3 separate regions of the Homo sapiens genome follow, and regions 1 and 2 are each linked to region 3. Evidence: chromatin loops called from intact Hi-C (ENCODE). Cell type or tissue: heart left ventricle. All regions are shown on one strand.

Evidence for each region. A loop is a pair of places that touch in the nucleus more often than their neighbours do. Peaks named below come from ENCODE experiments on the same cell type or tissue, not always from the same donor. Only the 100,000 strongest peaks of a DNase experiment are listed, where the experiment ranks them.
Region 1: a loop joins it to region 3, with 2.0 times the contacts of the local background. A loop is called at or near these places in 11 of 110 quality-filtered maps.
Region 2: a loop joins it to region 3, with 4 times the contacts of the local background. A loop is called at or near these places in 47 of 110 quality-filtered maps.

What each region holds. Positions count from the first base shown.
Region 1 is chr18:34,642,619-34,645,118 of GRCh38, reverse strand. It overlaps LOC124904281 (a long non-coding RNA gene), which reads left to right. Exons shown (of 2, transcript XR_007066335.1): 2 at 1-2,500. It also overlaps a transcript of DTNA not described here. Among named protein-coding and RNA genes, the nearest start is that of DTNA, 66 kb to the left of the region's middle. In heart left ventricle, a CTCF peak has its summit at 954; no DNase peak of the experiment used is centred here.
Region 2 is chr18:34,349,719-34,352,218 of GRCh38, reverse strand. No RefSeq gene overlaps it. Among named protein-coding and RNA genes, the nearest start is that of NOL4, 130 kb to the right of the region's middle. In heart left ventricle, no CTCF peak of the experiment used is centred here; a DNase peak (open chromatin) is centred at 1,318.
Region 3 is chr18:34,793,817-34,796,316 of GRCh38, reverse strand. DTNA (dystrobrevin alpha) reads right to left here. Exons shown (of 23, transcript NM_001386795.1): 4 at 2,067-2,280. Among named protein-coding and RNA genes, the nearest start is that of DTNA-AS1, 27 kb to the right of the region's middle. In heart left ventricle, no CTCF peak of the experiment used is centred here; no DNase peak of the experiment used is centred here; H3K27ac peaks cover 474 bases.

The DNA.
Region 1 (2,500 bases), 150 kb after region 3:
GAAAAGCTATGGAGTGAAAAAATGACCTTGAGAAACTTAGGAAAACATTGAGTTTTCTTCCAGTGTTAAAGTGATCATTACGATCATTATTAAAGATTCAGTTTGTCGTTACCTTACAAATGTGCACTAAGGACTCCTAAAGGGCAACAATTGAAAGCATGAATTCACTATTTTGAAAATAAATTCAAATACTTAGTATACATTAAAATATTTTCTTCAGTACAGGGAACATTAGAAAGAATGTGATGAGCTGTTTAGAATATTATGTCGTCTTTTCATATTTATTGTAATAATGGATTCATTGTGCAAAGGTCTCAACATTCTGGCAGGCTGCAGCAATACTAGGAAACGCTAATGCCAGTTACATTTTATATCCATATTAGGCTGAAGGAAAAAGACTGGTTGAAATGAACTAAAAAATATGTTCTTCTTTTGCTCAAAAAATTTTTTAAGCCTCAGTGCTGTTCTTTTCAGATTATAAAGTGAGGTGCCAAATTGTATATTTCTCAGATATTCTTGATGATTAAAAATATACAAATCAACAGTGACTAACCCAAACTTGTAACTCAAAAATAGAGATGTTTAAGTGACTACAAATCCTTGGAGAGCCTTTTGACTCCCTAGTAAGATTTAAATGTTTTAATGTCTGTAATCCCAGAAAGCCTTTTAAACTAATGAGTGTGTTTAAACTGGAATCTTTTAAAAGTTATTTTACTAGCTGCTATGCAATTTTATTCTCTATGTACCTCAACTAATAAACATAAACATTACAAGTAGTCATAAATAATTAACATTCACAAAAACATCCTCTTGATGATAATACAGTCGACTCCTACATGTTCCATGAATTATTCAGTTTTGTGGCTTTTTGGCTATCTCCTTTATTTCTGCAGTTTCACTCTCTCTATATGTACTTCCACTACTTACTAAGAATTCCACTAGAGGGTGAATAGGACAATAAAAGGATATAAGTGGGCCACGATCTGGTGAGGGAAGCTTGAAACTACTTACTCAAAAGAGATTTAGCTTATTTTTTTTATTTAAAATATCAATGTTATTCCCATTTTCTATTATCCCTCACAATTACATTGGCCATGATAAGAGTGATAGATAATTTAGAGAGAACAACATAATATACAGCTGAAGAAAAATGTAATTTTTGATGAATTATACAGTTTTGTTCTAGCCGGGTAGATCTAGATTATATTATATAGCAGGAGCTTATAATTTTATAGGTATAAAAGATGATGCTTAATAATGTATGGATATTTAACAAATCATGTAATTAAGGAATATACAATCTGATTGCTGTGAATTACATAATGATAATTTTATTAAGATTTCATGTTGGCATCTACCCTCAAAATGTGGAGCAGAAAACATAATCTCAGCTTTTAAAAAAGGCAGTTTCTATCATATAATCTGAAATATGTTTAAGGTTAAAATTGGGATACTGGTCAGATGCTTCTGACCAAGAGCCTAGACAAGGAAACTGGATCTTGGGATTTTGTTGCCAACATTTCTGGTTTACCCAATGAATATATTCTCAAAACACCTGCAGAGAATAATAAAGAATAAACAGATTTCCTGAAAATCATGAAATATGTGGAATTGAAGGTAAAATCAGAAACAGGCTAATTAACACATTGCTTATGATTCTTTTGTCATATTGTGTTTAAGCCCAGGAACTGGGGATAGGCTGCTGCCATAATTTAAGAGTGATTCTTGTAGACTCTTATCACAAAATAAGAATGTGCTAATGCAAATCACATACTTTTTAATGAGTGTTAATTTTGAAAGTTAAACTAACATCATGCATTCTTCTTTTATTAAGATTTCAAAATATTTGGGTATGTGCTTTACCACCATGGCTAAGAACCCATGGGCTCTAATTATAATTAAAAGCAGCAATGGTTAACACAGGAGAGGCCCTGAGGAACCAAGAGCCATGACACATCTTGCCACTCTTAGGTACAAAGTCACTGTACCCACTAAAGACTGGCCATGTCTCCAGAATGTTACCAGAAATAGTCGTCAAATTCCTTTTTTTTGTTTGTTTCCAGTTATACCTAATACTCAGAGATGTTTGCAGTAGCCTGCTGCTAAGTTATGGCATGCTAGTTACTCACATGAATTCCAGGTAGTGTTAGTTTGGGACAGGGCAGTGCTGCTGTGACATTTCTGGGAGGGTCTGAATTTCTGTAAGCAGAGAGATTTCACACTGGAGCCAAGGCAGCATGATTCCCTGAGAAAGCCAGTCTGGGCCAGGTGCGGTGGCTCACGCCTGTAATCCCAGCACTTTGGGAGGTCGAGGTGGACAGATCATGAGGTCAAGAGATCGAGACCCCCCTAGCCAACATGGTGAAAACCCATCTCTACTAAAAATACAAAAATTAGCTGGGCGTGGTGGTGCGTGACCATAATCCCAGCTACTCGGGAGGCTAAGGCAGAAGAGTTGCTTGAACCAGGGAGTCGGAGGTCGCAGTGAGCCGAGATCGCG
Region 2 (2,500 bases), 440 kb after region 3:
AAGAAGTCAAGTGGGAGATAACCTGATTTTGGCTGCATCTCACCCGTGTCAGAATGGTTCTGGAGCTGGAAAAGTGAGGTAGAGTGGAAGTGGATCAGAGAGGGATGCCAGATTTCAACAGCAGCCAGTGACTGTTGTTATCTTCTCTGGCCCACCAGGATTTTAATTGATTTCCAAATAGAATAGAGTAGTTTTGATGCAGGACAGGAGAGCCCCAAAATTGGGACTTACCCCAGGAAAGAATTCAAGGGCAAATCAGTGATGTTCAACAGCAACTTTTATTAAAGCGGCAGTGTACAGCAGCAGCAGAGATATTGTTCTTTGTGAAGCAGGGCTACCCCATAGGCAGTGTACCCATTCTTCACTCATATTTATAACCACTTTAATTACATGTAAATTAAGGGGTTAGTTATTCCAAAAGTTCTAGAGAAGGGGTGGTAACTTCTGGGTCTTTGCCATGGAAAGGGGCAGTAGCTTCCAGGTGTTGCCATGGCAATAGTAAACTGAGATGGCACTGGTGTTATGAGATCTTTGGGGCCAGAAACATCTGTGGCCAGAGGTGCCTTTGGCCGAGTTCTTGTCCCACATCCAGGAAGAATGAGATATGCAGAAAAGTGGAAGGTGAACAAGATAGATAGGAGCTTTATTGAGTGTTACAATAGCTCAGAGGAGACCTGCAGTGGGTATCTCTTCTCTGTAGGCAGATCATAATCCCATCAAGTGTTCAGCTCTCAGCAGAGAGAAGGTCCTTGAGAGGGTAGCTCGTCTCTGCAACTTGTCTTCTCCATGTCTGCAGCTCTCAGCAGAGAGGAGGCCCTGAAGAATGTGGCTGCTCTCTGCCTGCAGGTTATTCTAGAGCCTCTGCAGCTATCAGCAGAGAGGGTAGCCCCTCTCTGAAGCTGGTCCTCCCATCCTCTGCCCTGCTCTGGTTGAACCCAAGGCTTTTATGGGCCTCAGAGCAGGGAAGTGTATGCTCATTGGTCCATGGGAAGCCATGAGCAGGCCCAGGATAAAGCATCATGAGCTCCCCTTCCAGTGTGCAGGACTGCCAGCCCACCTCCTAGGCTTCAGGCCTGCCCTGGCGTGGAGATGGGGTTTCACTGGAGACCTGCCCCCTTCCACACAGGATCCTGTCTGCCTCCTGTGGCCATCCATGGTACCCAGGCTGCTGGCACCAAGGAGCACTTGCAGGCCAGTGCCCAGCCACCCTCAACCTCCCATTAGCTTCCCCTTCCAGAGGGGAGCCCAAAGTCAGGAGGGGCAGAGGCAGCAGGGGGCTGGCATGTCAGTACTGCCCTGAGCATGTGCACACCCAGCTGGGCTGTGACAGTGCCCGGATGTGGTCCCAACCCCCAAGATTGGAGCAGGTTCCAGGAGCTGGGAGAGGCCAGGCAGTGAGAACAGGGATCTTCGAGCCTGTGTGGCAAAGGGGGCCTTCCCAGGCCCCCCAAGAGTACAGGGCTGCCTGGGTGGGCAGCCCTGGTTTGGGTGGCTGCAACTGCACCCTGGGGGGCAGAGCTTCTGTCCGCTCTGTGGGATGGGAGGCCCAGATCCACAGCCACAATTTGGACAGCTGCAGCCCTGCCCAGGAGGGCAGGTCTCCTGCCTACTCCCAATTCCCAAGAGCACAGGGGTGCCCAGGTCTTGGCTATTCGGGCTCTTTTTTGGTTCCATATGAATTTTAAAATAGTTTTTTTCTAATTCTGTGATGAATGTCAATATAATGGGAATAGCACTGAATCTATAAATTACTTTGGGCCGTGTGGCCATTTTCACGACATTGATTCTTCCTATCCATTAGCATGAAATGTTTCTCCATTTGTTTGTGTTCTCTCTGATTTATTTTAGCAGTGGTTTGTAGTTCTGGAAGGGGTCCTTCACTTCCCTCGTTAGGTGTATTACTAAGTATTTTATTATTTCTGTGGCAATTGCGAATGGGAATTCATTCATGATTTGGTTCTCTGCTTGCCTGTTGTTGGTGTATGCAAAAATGTTAGTGATTTTTGCACCTTGATTTTGTATACTTAGACTTTGCTGAAGTTGCTTTTGGGCTAAGACTATGGGGTTTTCTAGATAGAGGATATTGTCATCTGCAAACAAGGATAGTTTGACCTCCTCTCTTCCTATTTGAATACGCTTGATTTCTTTCTCTTGCCTGATTGCCCTGAACGTCCAATACTATGTTGAATAGGAATGGTGAGAGATGGCATCCTTGTCTTGTGCCGGTTTTTAGGGGGAATGCTTCCAGCTTTTGTCCACATGGATGATATTGACTGTTGTTTTCATAGATGGCTCTTATTATTTTGAGATATGTTCCTTCAATACCTAGTTTATTGAGAGTTTTTAACATGAAGGGATATTGAATTTTATCAAAAGCCTTTTCTGCGTGCATTGAGATCATCATGTGTTTTTTGTCTTTAGTTCTGTTTATGTGATGAATTGTATTTATTGATTTGCATATGTTGAACCAATCTTGCATCCCAAGGATGAAGCCAACTTT
Region 3 (2,500 bases):
ATTACATATCCAGTTAGCTGTACTTCCTGATGGCTTACATTTCATATCCAAAATTCCATGCCATCAGATGGAAAATTTGAGTGTCAGTAGGACTGCCTATGCTCATTTGCTACGCTGAAGGAGCAAACGCAGAAGTGTCTGCAGAGTAGGATCTCTACATGGATATGTTTATAAATCTTTGCAGTGAAATTTGTCTATGTGGATGTGTTTATAAATCTACTACAGTGAGATTATTGAAAGTACACATCAGGAGGCTTCCTATCTATACGAAGAATAGGCACCAAATAAAGATTTCTTCTGAACTTTTTTGTGAATTGTTCCTTACCTTGGAATAGATGTCAAACTTAGCTTTTCATCAATCTTGAAATGATTCAGCTATATTTTCAGCAGCTATTTAGAGACCGTTCATAGCTCTATATTTAGAAGTGATCTAGCAAATATTTCTGACCAAAAGTGAAAAATCTAACTATATTTGTGTGAATCCTATATATCTCACAAAATACCCCCTTCCTTATTGTTAGTCTGGTTTCTGGTCTATATTTATGGAGTGGGTGCAAATGATTATTTGGCTTTGATTCTTTATGAGTTCTCTAGCAGTACTCCAGGATTTAGTGAGATATTATATTTCTCTTTTTGCAGTTTCCATTGTTACATTTCTAACAAATAAGTCTCTTGACATCTTTAGGGGCAAATCTGAAAGCTGCCACACTCTTGTCACAGGGCCAGGTTAGAAATGCCACTACAGAAATGCCATGGCCAGGTTCCATTCTGCTGCCTCTGCTGCCTGTCATGTGGAACCACAGTCCTCTTTACCTGCCCCAGCATCCAGTTACTATAGTGATTAAGCTAGAGCTGTACATCTCGTTCTGAAGTGTGCACAGCCGAAGCAAAGACTCTACCAACCTGGAATGCTAGTTGTAAAATTGTTTATTTTAACTGAAGAATTTCTCAAAATATAAATATCACGAAGACAATAATGCACACTGGAAAAACTGAGCAGGAACGATTCTGTTAACACTCTAAGTTGCAAAGTGACAGCTGGTAGCTTTTGTGAATTGCAAAATAACATTAGCCTGGCTGGAACATCTCCACTGCGGGGGTAAATACTTCCAGGCATTGGCCAGACAATGAGACTAAGTAAAACCTTCTGAGAATCTCAAAATGTGATTGCTGAAAGGTCAGGTTAGCAATTTTCCTTTTTAATATTCAAAACAAGCAGTGGAAGTGGAGGGGGTGGTACTACGTCCAGGTTGGAGGCTATTGGCAAAAAGCCCTCTTGAAATTGTAGGCTGAGAATGTAATTCAGGGGAATCCACATATACCTTGGTAAAGAAACCTTTGTTGAACACCTAAGTCCCCACTCGGCCACTAACATGCTGCGAGACACCAAACAAGTGACAATTTCTTTGTGCTTCATTTCCTTCATCTGTAAAATGAGATATGTGGACGAACAGCCTTTAAGATCTCAGCCAGCCCTGAAATTCTCTGATTCTAAAAGGGAAAATTATACAAAAATGAAGCTGAGCTTCAGTTGTGGTCTGTGGACAGCATCCCCTTATTTTATGATCGAAACACTTAAATTGACCAGTCCATTTAACGCAAGTCATAGTTACTTTGACTGGGATAGTCAAGAAACCCTTTTCAATTTCTTTCTTGTTTGCTGTAGGGCCTTGTTAGGACACCTCAGAAACACTGTCTTAAACAATTTGCAAAGAAGAGAGTTAAAAAGATCCTCCCACTTCACGCTTCATTAAATCGCACCACAGGCAATCCTCTCAAGCATCCACAGCTTCCAGGAAGCATGGGATGAGATAACTAAAGGTCAGCACATAAAATACAATTGTCCTCAAGTTCCTCTGGCACCATTTTACTCTCTAGTCTTTTTCACAGGATTTAAAATTTATATTAAACACATGGAGACTTTACTGACATAAGCATCCACTGTAAGAAAAAAGAGAGTAAAAAAAAAAAGAGAGAGATATAAAATTGTTTGGGAAAAAGACCAAGTAAGACAGGAAGTGAAAGCCAAACATGTAGAGAGGAACAGACATTCAGAGGGTGCTTACGGATCAAACGCTGCAAGCAGGAAGTTAAGGAGGAGGCTGATGGACTGCTCCACATGGATTTGGTGAGTGGTTGGCATCCGTTTGTTGAGCTGGTAAAAAATAGTGGAGAGCACAGCCTCTAAGCGGGACACGTTGAGTTCAGTGTTTGGGTCCAGGTTGTTCAGAGCATTTTCCCGCAATGCTTCTATGACATTCCATATGTCCACCAGGTGCACTACAATTAAAGCAGAGTTAACACATCAGCCCAAAGTAATGGAAGGCAAATACATCAGTTTACATGACCCTCTGTCCTGTTTTTTTCTAGGTATCTCACATGTGTGCAGCTGTTGCAGGGGGTCAACATAAGTAAATGAACATAGGCTGTGCATTATCTCTAAGACTTGATGTGCATTACATAATAGCAAGCAAATGATTTACTGACCACCACAATAGAT